Linked DNA regions of Homo sapiens: region 1 is linked to region 2. Evidence: chromatin loops called from intact Hi-C (ENCODE). Cell type or tissue: B cell. All regions are shown on one strand.

Region 1 (8,000 bases), 140 kb after region 2:
GTGGTGGTTGATGCCTGTAATTCCAGCACTTTGGGAGGCCGAGGCGGGCAGATGGGTTGAGTCCAGGAATTTGGGACAAGCCTGGGCAACATGGCAAAACCCTGTCTCTACAAAAAATACAAAAATTAGCCGGGCATGGTGGTGTGGGCCTGTAGTCTCAGCTACTTGGGAGGCTGAGGTGGGAGGATCACTTGAGCCTGTGAGGCAGAGATTCCAGTGAGTAGAGATTTTGTGAGACCCTGTCTCAAAAAAATTAAAAAATACAAAATAAAATAAAATAAACCTTAAAGGCCTAAAACAACAGTGATCATTTATTATCTCTTAATGATTTCTGAGGGTCAGGAATTCAGGAGGAGTTAGCTGGGTGGTTCTGACTCAAGATTTCTCTTGAGGTTGCAGTTAAAAGATGTCAGTGGCCAGGCACGGTGGCTCACGCCTGTAATCCCAGCACTTTGGGAGACCGAGGCAGGTGGATCACGAGGTCAGGAGATCGAGGCCATCCTGGCTAACACGGTGAAACCCTGTCTCTACTAAAAATACAAAAAAAATTAGCCAGGCGTGGTGGCAGGCGCCCGTAGTCCCAGATACTCAGGAGGCTGAGGCAGGAGAATGGCGTGAACCCGGGAGGCAGAGCATGCAGTGAGCCGAGATCGCGCCACTGAACTCCAACCTGGGTGACAGAGCGAGACTCCGCCTCAAAAAAAAAAGACGTCAGTGGCCGGGCATGGTGGCTCATGCCTGTAATCCCGGCACTTTGGGAGGCCGAGGCGGGTGGATCACCTGAGGTCAGGAGTTCGAGACCAGCCTGGCCAACATGGCGAAACCCTGTCTCTACTAAAAATAAAATTAAAAAAAATTAGCCGGGTGTGGTGGTGGGCACCTGTAATCCCAGCTACATGGGAGGCTGACGCGGAATTGCTTGAACCCGGGAGGCAGAGGTTGCAGTGAGCCAAGATCGCGCCATTGCACTCCAGCCTAGGCAACAAGAGCAAAACTCTGTCTAAAAAAAAAAAAAGACGCCGGGCGCGGTGGCTCACGCCTGTAATCCCAGCACTTTGGGAGGCCGAGGCGGGCGGATCATGAGGTCAGGAGATCGAGACCATCCTGACCAACATGGTGATAACCCCATCTCTATTAAAAATACAAAAATTAGCTGGGTGTGGCGGTGGGTGCCTGTAATCCCAGCTACTCGGGAGGCTGAGCCAGGAAAATGGCTTGAACCCAGGAGGTGGAGGTTACAGTAAGCCAAGATCATGCCACTGCACTCCAGCCTGGTGACAGAGGAAGACTCTGTCTCAAAAAAAAAAAAAAAAAAAAAGATGTCAGCTAGGATCACAATTATCTGAAGGCTTAACTAGAGCTGGAGGGATCTGCTCCCAAGACAGCTCATTCATATGGCTGTGGCTGGAGGCCTCAGTTGCTCACCATGTGGACCTCCCCACAGGACTGTTTGAGTGTACTTATGACATGGCAGCATGTTCTCCAAGAAGGAGGGCAAGGAGGAAGCCACAATGCATTTTCTTTAACTTTTCATTTTGGAATAAATTCAGATTCACAGACAAGTTGCAAAGATAGTATACTGAGTTTCTATAGTCCCATGTACATTTCACCCAGCTTTCCTCTAATGTTAATATCTTACATAACCATAGTACATTTGCCAAAACTAATAAATTAACACTGGGGGCCGGGCGTGGTAGCTCACGCCTGTAATCCCAGTACTTTGGGAGGCCGAGGCTGGCGGATCACGAGGTCAGGAGATTGAGACCATCTTGGCCAACATGGTGAAACCCCGTCTCTACTAAAAATATAAGAATTAGCTAGATGTGGTGGCGCATGCCTGTAATCCCAGCTACTCGGGAGGCTGAGGCAGGAGAATCACTTGAACCTGGGCAGCAGAGGCTGCAGTGAGCAGAAATTGCTACACTGCACTCCGGCCCGGGTAACAGAGCGAGACCCTGCCTCAAAAAAAAAAAAAAAAAAAAAAATTGGTACATTACTGTTAACGAAACTTTTTTCAGATTTCACCAGTTTTTCAATTAATGTTCTTTTTCTGTTCTAAGATCCCATCTAGGATATTATGTTGAATTTAGTCATCATGTTTCTGTAGTCTCCTTCAATCTGTGACAGTTTCTCAGTTCATCTTTTTTGTGACCTTCACAATTTTGAAGAGTACTGATCAGATCTTTTGTAGAACATCCCTCAATTTGGGTTTGTCTGATGCTTTCTCATGAGCAGACTGGGGTAGGCATAATGCCTTTTATTACTTTGTCTTAGAAGTCACACACCATTACTTCCATTCCATTCTTTAGAAAGGCGTCAGTAAGTACATATAACAGTTAAGGGGAGTGGAGTTAGTTCTAGCTCTTGAAGGAAGGAATATCAAAGAATTTGTGGGCATATTTTATGTGCTTATTTTTGAGGGTCACACTGTAGGCTTTATTTATTTATTTATTTTGGGGGGTCACCTAGGCTGGAGTACAGTGGCATGAACACAGTTCACTGCAGCCTCAACCTCCTGGGCTCAAGTGATTCTCCCATCTCAGCCTCCCGAGTAGTTGGGACTACAGACATACGCCACCATGCCTGGCTAATTTTTATATATATATTTTGTAGAGATGGGGTTTTGCTATGTTGCCCAGGCTGGTCTCGAACTCCTGGGCTGAAGTGATCTGCCCACCTTGGCCTCCCAAAGTGCTGGGATTACAGGCATAAGCCACCACTCTTGGCCTTTGTGGGCATATTTTAAAAACACCACGAAAGGGTCAAGGAAGACCTCCCTAACGAAGTGACATTTGAACAAAGACTTGAAATAAGGAAAGGAGCAAACTGTGGGGGTATCATGGGTAAAGCTTTGTAGACACAGGGGACAGCCAGTGCAAAGGACCTGAGGCAGGAGTGTGAGTAGCAATGTTTGAGGAATAGTCAGAAATCCCATGTGGCTTGCCAGAGACAGCAAGGGGGAAGAGTGTTAGGGCATGAGGTCAAAGTTTGTGGATTGAGAGTAAGGAAGTTAATGTGGGGCTTTGTAGGACATGGTAAGGAATTTGGATTTTACGTAGGGTGAAATGGGGAGCCATTGAAGGGCTTTGAGCAGAGGAGAGAACTGATTTTATTTTATTTATTTATTTATTTATTTATTTATTTTGAGATGGGGGCCTCACTCTGTCACCCAGACTGGAGTGCAGTGGTGCAATCTCAGCTCACTGCAACCTCCACCTCCTGGGTCCAAGCGATTCTCCTGCCTCAGCCTCCCAAGTAGCTGGGATTACAGGCACAAGCCACCATACCCGGCTAATTTTTTGTATTTTTAGTAGAGACGGAGTTTCACCATGTTGGCCAGGCTGGTCTCAAACTCCTGACCTCAAGTGATCCACCCGCCTTGGCTTCCCAACGTGCTGGGATTACAGGCGTGAGCCACCGCACCCAGTCAAGACATGATTTTAAAAAGATCACTTGGCCGGGCCTGGTGACTCACGCCTGTAATCCCAGCACTTTGAAAGGCTGAGGCAGGCGGATCACCTGAGGTCTCCAGCCTGGCCAACATGGTAGAACCCTGTCTCTACTAAAAATACAGAAAAATTAGCCAGGCCTCGTGGCGGACACCTGTAATCCCAGCTACTTGAGAGTCTGAGGCATGAGAATTGCTTGAACCCGGGAGGTGGAGGTTGCAGTGAGCCAAGATCGTGCCACTGCACCCCACCCTGGGTGATGGAGCAAGACTCCGTCTCAAAAAAAATAAAAAATAAAAAATAAAAGGATCACTCTGGTTGCTGTATGAATAGACTATAGGTGGCAAGAGTGGAAGCTGCATGTCAGATGAGGAAAAACGCAGTGTTCCTTCAGCAGGAGGCTCTTTCCATAGTCCAGGTGAGAGATAATGGTTATTATCTAATTTAATCTCTAACTAAAGGGCCATTATGAAGATTAAATAAGACAACACATTTAGGGTGCCTGATGCATAGTGGGTGCTTAGTACAATAGAGCAAGGAGCAGCGTTTCAAGAGGAGGAAATGAAAATCTCTGGGTTTGAACATTATTCTTTTATGCTCAGTATGTGGCTTGGCTCAGGGCTTATAAGGAAGAGAAAACTCATTTCTTGACTTTGAGGTGCTGAGTTGGGTGGGTTGGACATTCCTGCAAGAAATAATTCCAACATGACGGGCTAAGTTCTACAGCTGGTTCAGCATAGGGATTCTGAGGGTGCTGGGAGGAATGCCTGATTTGGGCAAAGTACCAAAGAGGAGACTTAGTGTTAGCTAAACAGAGAAGAGAGAAAGGGACTGTTAGGCAGAAAGTACAGCATTCTCAAAAGCCCAGAGGTGTTTCTGTGCCCACTTTAACAGCAACCATCCTTCTGTGAGGCTCGGAGGAGGTGGCTGAGCCAGGTCAAACTCAGAGCTGTCTGAATTTCAAGACCTACATTTCCATCTACCCCGACACACTGCTGGTCCTATGTGACAAGCCCCTCCTGCACTTAACTCATGGTCTTGCTGGTTATACCCCCAGCAGACCCTGCCATGCAGTGGATTGAGGAGTTCTCAAAATGCTGAGGCCTTTTATCCTCAAACTAGTATTACTGTAACACTAAATAGCACCTACAGAGGGAGAGGAAATTGTTCTGTTGGGGTATGGGGCTCCTGTGGCCAAGGCTTTGGCAAGCCTCTGGCTACAGGGGAAATGTGAGTGCTGTGGTCCTGAGGCCCCTCTCCCACAGACTCACCAGCACTGATTCAAAAAACCCTGCAAAATACTCCGCCCATTTTACAGATGGAGAAAAGTGCCCTCTGCCGGCAGAAGACTTTGGCGTGAAAATGAACTTCCTCTTGGCCTTGGAAATCACCAGTTACAATTCAGCTGGGTGAGCTTCCCTCCAGAGAGGCATGGGAAAGAGAAACAAAGAAGCAGGAAAGCCAAAAGGACAACAGAGAGCTAGAAAAACTGAGGATAACACTATTAGAGGATGCAGAATGAATCGGGGCAGGAAGGGGCAGAATGTCTGAGGAAAGTTATTTAAAAAAAAAAAGAAAACAGCTGAAAAGTAATAAGGAGAAAATGCATTTCTCTGAAATAAATGCCAGCTGATCATTGTCCCCTCTGTTTCTAGAGAGCGATATAGCAGCTTCAGCATCTGCACTCAGTTCACTCTCACTGGCACCCCGCGGGAGAGGCAGGGCGGCGATGGCTCCCCATGAGCTTCTCGTCCTTCCATTCCTTCATTCCTTAAACAGATATTTATTAAGAACTGACTTTGGTGCCGGGCGCGGTGGCTCACGCCTGTAATCCCAGCACTTTGGGAGGCCGAGGCGGGTGAATCATGAGGTCAGGAGATCGAGACCATCCTGGCTAACAAGGTGAAACCCCGTCTCTACTAAAAATACAAAAAAAAAAAATTAGCCGGGCGCGGTGGCGGGCGCCTGTAGTCCCAGCTACTCGGGAGGCTGAGGCAGGAGAATGGCGTGAACCCGGGAAGCGGAGCTTGCAGTGAGCCGAGATTGCGTCACTGCAGTCCGCAGTCCGGCCTGGGTGACAGAGCGAGACTCCGTCTCAAAAAAAAAAAAAAAAAAAAAAAAAAAAAAAAAAAAAAAAGAACTGACTTTGGGTCAGAGACTGTTCAAGGTGCTGGGGTTATAATTTTTTTTTTTTTTTGAGACAGGGTCTCACTCTGTTGCCCAGGCTGGAGTGCAGTGGTGCAATCTCAGCTCACTGCAACCTCCGCCTCCCGGGTTCAAGCCATTCTCATGCCTTAGCCTCCCAAGTAGCTGGGATTACAGGCATGTGCCACCATCCCTGGCTAATTTTTGTATTTTTAGTAGAGACGAGGTTTCCGCTAGGTTGACCAGGCTGGTCTCCAACTCCTGACCTCAAGTGATCCACCTGCCATGACCTCTCAAAGTGCTGGGATTACAGGTGTGAGCCACTGCGCCCGGCCTGGTGCTGGGGATATAATTGTGAGCAGGCAATAAACAGGTAAGTGAGTTAATAAACCCATTTTAGACAGCAGCACATACAATGAAGAAAATGAAACAGTAAAACGATGGGATGTGTCCAGGAGGCTGCCTCCCAACTAAGGTGTTCTCACCTGGGCAACGACAGCAGTTAACAGGACCTTCCTCACCAGGTCACCGTGAGGATTGTAGGACTTAATGGATGTAAGCGCTGAGCACAGTGCCTGGCAGACAGCGACTCTCATCATTATTATCCTAGTGCAGGCAGGGTCCATTTCTTAGAGGGTGTTTTGTTACCATTGTTGGACTGTGTGCTCTTTGAAGGAAAGGACTATTGTGTATATTGTTTTCTGTTGAAAAGACAACCCCACAGCACAATTTCTGGCATATAATCAGTAAATATTTGTTGGATAAGTAAGCAAATTCCACCCCCTCGCCTTTTTTTATTTTTATTTTTTGAAATGCAGTCTTGCTCTGTCGCCCAGGCTGCAGTACAGTAGCACAACCTTGGCTCACTGCAACCTCTGCCTCCTGGGTTCAAGCAATTATCCTACCTCAGCCTCCAAAGTAGCTGGGATTACAGGCATGCACCAACATGCCTCGCTAATTTTTGTTTGTTTGTTTGTTTGTTTTTTAGTAGAGATGGCATTTCACCATGTTGGCCAGGCTGGTCTCAAACTCCTGACCTCAAGTGATCCACCCACCTCCGCCTCCCAAAGTGCTGGGATTACAGGCATGAGCCACCACACCCGACCACAAATTCTCAGTTCACCAATAGAGAAACCAAGGCCCACTGGGCACAGTGGCTCACACATGTAATCCCAACAGTTTGAGAGGCCAAAGTGGGCAGCTCTCTTGAGCTGAGGAGTTCAAGACCAGCCTGAGCAACATGGTGGAACCCCCATCTCTACAAAAAATACAAAAAATTAGCCGGGCATGGTGGCACACACCTGTATTTCCAGCTACTCAGGAGGCTAAGGTAGGAGGATGGTTTGAGCCTGAGAGGCAGAAGGTTGCAGTGAGCCAGGATTGTGCCACTGCACTCCAGCCTGGACAACAGAGCTAGACCCTGTCTCAAAAAAAAAAAAAAAAAAGAAAAGAAAAAAAGCGAGAAACCAAGAACCAAGGCTGAGAGTTTTGAGGATTAAAACCATCCAGCTAAGTTAGTGGCAGAACCTAAACCTCTGGATGAGAAGGATCCAGACCCAGGGATTGGTAGAGCTCAGTCCTGATGGCTCTAGAGCCCATGTGCTCTCTGGATAAAGGTTGATGGAGAATGGTGGGATGTGGCTGGAAGAGATCCAGAGAGGCTTTTGATCCCACCTCAAAAGTGGGCTTAAAAGGACCCCTGTGCCCTGTGACTCTCCTTATTCTCCCAATCTCTCTTGACCAACTACAAAGACAAGAAGAGCTTGGCACCCGCCAAAAAGACATCTGAATCTTGCTCATTCTTGCAGCCAAGGGCTATTCCCCAGCAGCAAGCCACATTTCCTGCAGAATCATCCATTTCTTTCACCCTTGGCTACTGAGTTTTCCTTTCTTCTTTCTTTTTCTTTTTCTTTTTTTTTTTCCTTTGAGACGGAGTCTTGCTCTTGTTGCCCAGGCTAGAGTACAATGGCGCGATCTCGGCTCACCGCAACCTCCACCTCCCAGGTTCAAGTGATTCTCCTGCCTCAGCCTCCCAAGTAGCTGGGATTACAGGCATGCACCACCACACCCGGCTAATTTTGTATTTTTAGTAGAGATGGGTTTTCACCATGTTGATCAGGCTGGTCTCGAACTCCCAACCTCAGGTGATCTGCTTGCCTCAGCCTCCCAAAGTGCTGGGATTACAGGCGTGAGCCACCGCATCTGGCCCAGCTTTCCTTTTTCCTGTCCTTTCCTTCTGCCCCCCTTGCCTAAAGCTTTCCCTTTCGGAGCCCTGTCTCTTCCCCTCTCATTCATTCCTCTTGTTCCAGATCTCTGATCTTTATATACCTCCCCTTCTCCTTTCCCTCCTTCCCTCCCTCCATAAAGCAATAGCCTTGCTCTTTCCTCCCTAGATTGAAGGGCAGT
Region 2 (8,000 bases):
CAATTTGCACAAGTTGCACAGGCAGGGCTGGATGGGATGGAGCAGCAACATTTTTTCAGAAGCCATCACCGAGTGCCCCCTAGGTGATCATGGGGACACACCCAGGCAGAGGACCCACTTCAGGGGTCAGATTAGCCCAGTGTAGCCTGTCCTGGGTCGGTTTGAGGCCAAGTGCACAGGAGGGGGCAGTGCTCTTGCTCCAGGGCCAGCTGGGGCCTGAGTCATAGCAGGACCTTGAAGCCAGAAGTTTAAGGGCAAGTGGTGCCCACAGTTGTAAGACAATGACAGGTGGTGGTTGCCTCCCCACCAGCGCCTGTCCCCAGGGCAGGTCCTAAGGCTGTGGGGGCTGAAGTTAGGGCCTTGTGAATACCTGGGGGAGCACAGGGCTGTTCTGGCCGCAGGGGCCTTTGGAGCTGGGACCACAAGCTACTTCGAAGCTTCCTGTAGGACCCCACATCGGTATCCAGGGCCTGTTCTAGGTGCTGAGGCAGACTGAAAGCTAGAGCTGTCCACTCCAGCTCCTTCCAATAGGTCCCACCGAGGGCAGTGGGTCCAGCCAGTGGTAGTACCTTCCTGAGGCCCTGAGGAGTCAGGGAAGCCTCTAGCGGTGCTCCTCACTCTACTGAAGGGGATCAGGAAGAGTGTAACTGGGGTCAAGAAAGGTGGTGTGTGCACCCTTAAGAGCTCTAGCTGAGGCCAGCAATGGCAATGGGGGTCCCCTGCAGTGATGCTAAGGCACCCGGGGCTGAGGGGAAGATGAAATTGCTGGCCCTACCTGAGTCTCCTGGCCTGAAGGTCTGGTTCACCCGCTCACAGCCTGAACTGCACACAGCAGTGCCTGACTTCAGGCGGATCCCTGCTGGGCTTCAGTTTCCTCACCTGTGATAGGTGGAGTTGGGCCTAACTCCTGGCTCCAAGGCTTTGAAAGTTGGGCCTGCCATTCCCTCACCTGCCTGTCAGCCAAAGCTTGGAGCCCACCCCAGGTACTCCGGCTTGTGCCTGAGAAGGGGGTTAGTTGGGCATGGGGGCTGGACAGGGAAGGGTGCAGGGCCCAGGTCTTTTCTGCTGCCGGCGCCGCTGGCTCAGGAGTGGACGCGGCCGCTTTAAGGCGCGGTGACCCCCACGGCATCCTCGGGCGGGGCGGGGACAGTGCCGGCGCCACCAGCGGAGGCGAATGCGAGGGAGATAGTGCACGGCGTCCGGCCCCACCATGCTGACCGCGCTCGCCCCGCCAGCCCTGCCTGGGATCCCGAGGCAGCTGCCCACGGCCCCCGCGCGGCGCCAGGACTCCTCCGGTTCGTCAGGCTCCTACTACACGGCTCCAGGTTCTCCGGAGCCCCCGGACGTTGGGCCGGACGCGAAAGGCCCAGCGAATTGGCCCTGGGTGGCTCCTGGGCGGGGGGCGGGCGCGCAGCCTCGCCTGTCCGTCAGCGCCCAGAATAGCCGCCAGCGGCACGGGCCCGGCTCGGGTTTCCCGCGAGGCCCAGGTTCCGGCCCACGGCCACCCCAGCCCCAGCTGCGCACGCTGCCGTCGGGGGAGATGGAAGTCATCTTCGGCGTCGGACCCCTGTTCGGCTGCTCCGGCGCAGACGATCGCGAGGCGCAACAACAGTTCACGGAGCCGGCCTTCATCAGCCCCTTGCCGCCGGGGCCAGCGTCTCCCGCCGCGGTCCCACGCCAGTCCCAGGTCCCCGATGGTGGCTCCCGCTGGGCCACCTACCTAGAGCTGCGGCCCCGTGGGCCAAGTCCTGCCGCCCCAGCGCAGTTCGAGTGTGTGGAGGTGGCTCTGGAGGAGGGCGCCGCGCCCGCCAGGCCCCGGACAGTGCCCAAGCGTCAGATCGAGCTGCGCCCCCGGCCCCAGAGTCCCCCAAGGGCGGCCGGCGCGCCGCGCCCCCGGCTGCTCCTGCGCACCGGTTCCCTGGACGAGTCGCTGGGCCCCCTGCAGGCCGCCGCGGGCTTCGTGCAGACGGCGTTGGCCAGAAAACTGAGCCCCGAGGCCCCGGCCCCGAGCAGCGCCACCTTCGGGTCCACGGGGCGGTCGGAACCTGAGACCCGGGAAACGGCCCGCAGCACCCACGTGGTCCTGGAGAAGGCTAAGTCTCGGCCACTTCGCGTACGAGATAATTCGGCCCCCGCCAAGGCCCCGAGGCCGTGGCCCAGCCTCCGCGAGCGCGCGATTCGGCGCGACAAGCCTGCGCCCGGGACGGAGCCGCTGGGTCCTGTTAGTTCCAGCATCTTCCTTCAGTCAGAGGAGAAGATCCAGGAGGCGCGGAAGACTCGGTTCCCGCGAGAGGCGCCGGATCGAACTGTTCAGAGGGCACGGAGTCCGCCTTTTGAGTGTAGGATCCCCTCGGAGGTTCCGAGTAGGGCTGTGAGGCCAAGGAGCCCGTCCCCGCCACGGCAGACTCCAAATGGGGCTGTACGGGGTCCTCGCTGCCCGTCGCCCCAGAACCTGTCCCCGTGGGATCGGACTACTCGGAGGGTGAGTAGCCCATTGTTCCCTGAAGCCTCCTCCGAGTGGGAAAATCAAAATCCTGCCGTCGAGGAAACTGTCAGCAGGAGAAGCCCTTCCCCTCCGATCCTTTCCCAGTGGAATCAGTGTGTTGCTGGGGAAAGGAGCCCGTCCCTCGAAGCCCCTTCCCTGTGGGAGATTCCACATTCGGCAGTCGCGGATGCGGTGGAGCCACGTAGCAGCCCGTCCCCGCCGGCCTTCTTCCCGTGGGAGGCTCCAGATCGTCCTATTGGAACTTGGGGCCCATCTCCCCAAGAGACATGGGATCCCATGGGGCCGGGCTCATCGATAGCATTTACTCAGGAAGCTCAGAATGGGTTAACTCAGGAGGAGTTGGCACCGCCTACACCGTCCGCACCCGGCACTCCAGAACCAACAGAGATGCAGAGTCCATCCACGCGGGAAATTTCAGATCTTGCCTTTGGAGGGAGTCAGCAGTCCCCAGAGGTAGCAGCACCCGAGCCGCCCGGCAGCCACCCTGTGGGCACCCTGGACGCGGATAAGTGCCCGGAAGTCTTGGGTCCTGGAGAGGCGGCCTCGGGACGCCCGCGCATGGCCATTCCGCGGCCTCGAGACGTGCGCAAGTTGGTGAAGACCACGTACGCGCCAGGCTTCCCGGCAGGAGCACAAGGCTCTGGGCTGCCTGCGCCTCCTGCCGACCCCTGCGGGGAGGAGGGCGGCGAATCCAAGACGCAAGAGCCGCCAGCACTGGGGCCCCCCGCCCCGGCTCACTACACTTCCGTTTTCATCAAGGATTTTCTACCGGTGGTGCCGCACCCCTACGAGCCTCCTGAACCGTCCTTCGACACGGTCGCCCGGGACGCCTCACAGCCCAACGGGGTCCTGCGGCGGAGGGCAGAGAACAGCACGGCGAAGCCCTTCAAGCGCACAGAGATCCGCCTGCCTGGGGCCCTGGCCTTGGGTCGCCGGCCCGAGGTAACCTCGCGAGTGCGAGCGCGCGGCCCTGGAGGAGAGAACAGGGATGTAGAGGCCCAGCGCCTGGTCCCCGACGGCGACGGTCGGACCAGCCCTCTAGGCGGCGCCCGCAGCTCATCCCAGCGCTCCCCCGTAGGGCCAGCAGGGGTCCGATCGCCCCGCCCCGGCTCCCCTCAGATGCAAGCCAGCCCGAGCCCTGGGATAGCACCCAAACCGAAGACACCACCTACGGCCCCCGAGCCCGCGGCTGCCGTCCAGGCGCCACTCCCGCGGGAGCCCCTGGCGTTGGCGGGCAGGACGGCCCCAGCCCAGCCCCGCGCTGCCTCGGCGCCTCCCACGGACCGGTCCCCGCAAAGCCCCTCCCAGGGAGCGCGCAGGCAGCCCGGGGCCGCGCCCCTGGGGAAGGTCTTGGTGGACCCCGAGAGCGGCCGCTACTACTTTGTGGAGGCGCCGCGGCAGCCTCGGCTGCGGGTGCTCTTCGACCCTGAGAGTGGGCAGTACGTGGAGGTGTTGCTGCCGCCCTCGTCTCCCGGGCCGCCCCACCGCGTCTACACCCCTCTGGCCCTGGGGCTCGGCCTCTACCCGCCCGCCTATGGGCCTATACCCAGCCTCTCTCTGCCACCGTCCCCGGGCCCGCAGGCCCTCGGCAGCCCCCAGCTACCCTGGGTCTCTGAGGCAGGGCCCCTGGACGGGACCTACTACCTGCCGGTGAGCGGGACCCCCAACCCCGCACCTCCTCTGCTCCTCTGTGCGCCGCCCTCCAGCTCAGGTCCCACCCAGCCCGGCAAGGGTTCATTGTTCCCGCTGTGAGGCCCCGGGCCGATCCCCATGGAGTTGGAGCCCTTGGATGCCTGGGAGGTTCTGGCATCCAAGCCCCTACCCTCCTCTCCTTCCGTCGCCTCTGTCTTTAACCCATCCCAGTCAGTCGTCGGACAGGAAGTGATCTTCAGAGAATGAATCTGAGCCCCGAGGCTGGTGGAGCTGGAGTCACCCAGGAAGTGGCTGCCTACTTCCTCCCCCAACAAAATTATGTATCCCTTTCCCAGGCATTCCCAGGGCGTGGTGTGGTGTGGTGTGTGGGTGTGTGTATATGTGTATATGCGGGCAAGCAAATAGGGAAAGTGAGGCATCCCTGGGCTTGTCCCCAGGAGCCGATCAGAGGAGGTGCTGTGGCTGCCGTGGGGCAGCAGGAACGGGAGCAGCAGGAGACAGGGCGGGGAACTGTCTGCCCTCCCTGATGGTGGGCCCAGCTGAGGTGAGGCTGGCCAGTGCCCCTGGTGAGGTGGCAGGAAGGACTCTGGCTGTCGAGTCTGCTCTTAGGAAGAGGAGCTGAGCTTTGGCCCTGGAGGTTACTGGGGGGAAAGTGGCCAGTACAGCCCAGGCCAGGCTGGCTCCGAGAAAGAGCTAAGGCGGGGGACAGCAGGTGGAGGCAAAGCAAGGAATACAGGGAGGGCCTGGGTTGGGGGTTAGCCTGGAACTTGGGGTGGGAAGATGGGGAGCCTGGCCCTCAGAGCTGAGCTGACTCATTTTTGGGCCAGGGGTGGGGCTTCAGTCCCCCACCCCCTACATCGGGAGTAGGTGAAATGGTCATCAGGAAGCTCTGAGAAGAGGGAGGGTTGGGCTCTTGTCCCACAGGAGCCTCTTGACCCCTCTGTGTGGCCAGAAGGTGGGTTAGGGCCAGCAGTAGAAGCGATACCCCTGGTGGAGTATCCAGAGGGATCTGAAGCTCTTGGCAGGTTCCACTCCCCAGTAACAGATGTGGCAACAATGGCCAGAGAGGGGCTGGCCCTACAGACCAGTCACAGCAAGGGACAGGGCCCAGAGCCTGCACTTCAGTTGCCCTGAGATTCCAGGAGCCTCTGAGGGAGATGAGGGGGGTCTGCATGAGGTGGGAGGTGGTGTGCGTGGGGGTCTGTATATAGTTCTGAACCGGAAATGGCTGGCCCTTGCCAGCCTGGTGTGTGATGTGATGAGTTTGGGAAGGACAGTTTCCATGAGAAGCAGTGGCAGGGATGGGGATGGATGCCTTCGTTGTTCCAGGCCTGTCAGGGGGCCCAGGTCCCTAGCAGTCCCTGCCCTCTGCCCTGGACTGGAAGCTGACTAGGAGAGCTACGAATCAGAACAACTGGCCATTTTCTAGCTGGAGATGCCAGCTCCGATGGCATGGAGGGCCCTGGGGCCACCCCAGGTGTCTTTACCTCATCCTGGTGTGTAATAAATCACTGACCATGGAGCCATCATGGCTGAAATAACTGGTGTGAGGTGCCTGATTTCCTGCCACAGCCTCTCAACACCCTCCACAGTGCCCTTCCACGCCTGGGTATGGCCTGGGTGGAGGGGACCTCAGGGCTAGGGAAGGAGACCATGTGTGTCTTGGAAACACTGTAGCATCCCTGTCTCCCTGAACTTGCCTCCCAGGAGGCTGGCAGCCACACCTCATTCCTTCTGGTGGTTGAGTGGCCAGGGAGCCTTGGGGTCAATCAGGCTTGGGTTTCTCAGCATGGCCCCTCTAGCTATGTGGCCTTGGATTTGTCACCTCTCTCTGAGCCTTTGTGTCGGAAGAGGCAGAATAAACATGACAGTCTCATTTCTCAGAAAGGTCAATGAAACAAAAAAAGATGACGGCAGCCAACCAACTCTTCCCACAAGGCACTCAGCACAGTGCCTGCCACTTGGCCAGATCACAGGATGTGGGCAGTATCGGCCCCTATGTGTTCCTGCCTAGGCCCAGCCCCTCTCCTTGCCTCAGTGCTCCCTATCTGTGAAATGGAGCTGAGATGGCTGGAGCCAGGGTCCAGCTAGAGGACAATGCCCACGTGGCATCTTCGGGGCCCTGGAGGAGGGAGTGGGAGGAGGATGGGAGGGGTGAGGTGTCAGTTCCCCATTGGTCTAGGCCAGGTGTTCTGTGGCGGTCCCCACACCACACAAGCACACACACATCTGCACCTCAACCACAGACTACACTTGCTGAACTGGCTCCTGGGGCCATGAGGCTGTCACTGCCACTGCTGCTGCTGCTGCTGGGAGCCTGGGCCATCCCAGGGGGCCTCGGGGACAGGGCGCCACTCACAGCCACAGCCCCACAACTGGATGATGAGGAGATGTACTCAGCCCACATGCCCGCTCACCTGCGCTGTGATGCCTGCAGAGCTGTGGCTTACCAGGTGAGTCCTTCACCACTGTCACCCTGCCCTGCTCACACCCCTTCTCAAGCCAGACCCCTCCACCCACCTCACATTCCACCACCGGCCTTTGATCCCCAATCCCTACCACTGGGCATCAAGCCACAGATGCAGCCTTTCATATATTCCATGCCTCAGTTTACCCATCTGCCTGCCTAACAGCAGACAATCTGGGAGACCTCCTCAGTATTTTGAGACCCCAGGGAATCACTCACTTGTCCTTAGACTTCTCCCTTTCCAGGCCCATCCTTGAGTCCGGACTCCCTCCCCAACCCTGACGGGGCGGCTTTGGCTATGTGTACATGGTGCAAGTGCACACGTGTGAGCGCCTGCACGTGAGTATGCGTGTGTCTGGCTTCACACACACACCTGCTGAGCATGCCTGCGTGCCAGTGTCTCTGTGAGGTGGGGGCCTGGGAGTACTTGTGTGATTGAATATTGGGCTCCAGTTTTTCTTACCTTGCTCTTGTGGTTTAAAATGGCACGTGCCGGCCGGGCGCGGTGGCTCACGCCTGTAATCCCAGCACTTTGGGAGGCTGAGCGGGGCCGATCGCCTGAACTCAGGAGTTCGAGACCAGCCTGGCCAACATGGTGAAACCCCGTCACTACTGAAAATACAAAATTTTAGCCGGGTGTGGTGGCACATACCTGTAGTCCCAGCTACCTGGGAGGCTGAGGGAGAAGAATCACTTGAACCTGGGAGGTGGAGGCTGCAGTGAGCTGAGATCGTACCACTGCACTCCAGCCTGGGCGACGAACGGCGTGAGACTCTCTCTAAATAAATAAATAAATAAAAATAAAATGACACTTGCCACTGGGCAGGTGTGCCCTGGACGAGGGACCCCAGTGCCCAGGCCTCACCTACCACTTCAGCATTTCTTTCCCATCCCCCATCCCCATCCCAGAGAGCTTTGGGGGCTGGGGGAGGGGCCATGCAACAGCCTCACAGGTGCTTCCTGCTCAAACGGCTCTCTTGCCACTTTATTTTCCCCAGAGACTCTGCTCCTATCCTCCCCACCTCCCCCTAACTGAGCAGCAGTCCTGAGGCCCTGCCTCCCAGTCCCTCCTTGTTCCAGATGTGGCAAAATCTGGCAAAGGCAGAGACCAAACTTCATACCTCAAACTCTGGGGGGCGGCGGGAGCTGAGCGAGTTGGTCTACACGGATGTCCTGGACCGGAGCTGCTCCCGGAACTGGCAGGAGTGAGTTGCCAATCCTGCCCCCCACCTCCCTCCTCCAAGGGCAGGCCTGGTGGGTGGAGATTCCCACTCAGCCGCTCACACAACACACACACTCCTCTAGGACTCTGGTCCAAGGGAGGGGCTGGCTGGGATGAAGTCTGGGCTCTGGAGCTGAGAGCAAGTGGGAGAG

The links. Hi-C counts contacts between places; a loop is a spot of excess contacts. Peaks named below come from ENCODE experiments on the same cell type or tissue, not always from the same donor. Only the 100,000 strongest peaks of a DNase experiment are listed, where the experiment ranks them.
Region 1: a loop joins it to region 2, with 27 times the contacts of the local background. A loop is called at or near these places in 5 of 110 quality-filtered maps.

The regions. Positions count from the first base shown.
Region 1 is chr5:139,248,214-139,256,213 of GRCh38, reverse strand. No RefSeq gene overlaps it. Among named protein-coding and RNA genes, the nearest start is that of SNHG4, 22 kb to the left of the region's middle. In B cell, CTCF peaks have their summits at 4,587 and 4,788 (motif pointing left); a DNase peak (open chromatin) is centred at 4,793.
Region 2 is chr5:139,388,292-139,396,291 of GRCh38, reverse strand. It overlaps MZB1 (marginal zone B and B1 cell specific protein), which reads left to right and starts at 6,379. Exons shown (of 4, transcript NM_016459.4): 1 at 6,379-6,612; 2 at 7,707-7,831. The coding sequence starts at 6,436. It overlaps PROB1 (proline rich basic protein 1), which reads left to right and starts at 1,188. Exons shown (of 1, transcript NM_001161546.2): 1 at 1,188-5,700. The coding sequence starts at 1,211. The coding sequence ends at 4,258. It also overlaps a transcript of SPATA24 not described here. RefSeq lists silencers at 1,673-1,962, 3,513-3,922, 5,193-5,242 and enhancers at 2,593-2,762, 2,773-2,982, 3,293-3,342, 4,258-4,552, 6,213-6,622 and 3 more. In B cell, CTCF peaks have their summits at 1,757, 1,956 (motif pointing left), 3,349 and 3,549 (motif pointing right); DNase peaks (open chromatin) are centred at 1,991, 3,531, 6,361, 7,601 and 1 weaker place; H3K4me3 peaks cover 5,189 bases; H3K27ac peaks cover 5,266 bases.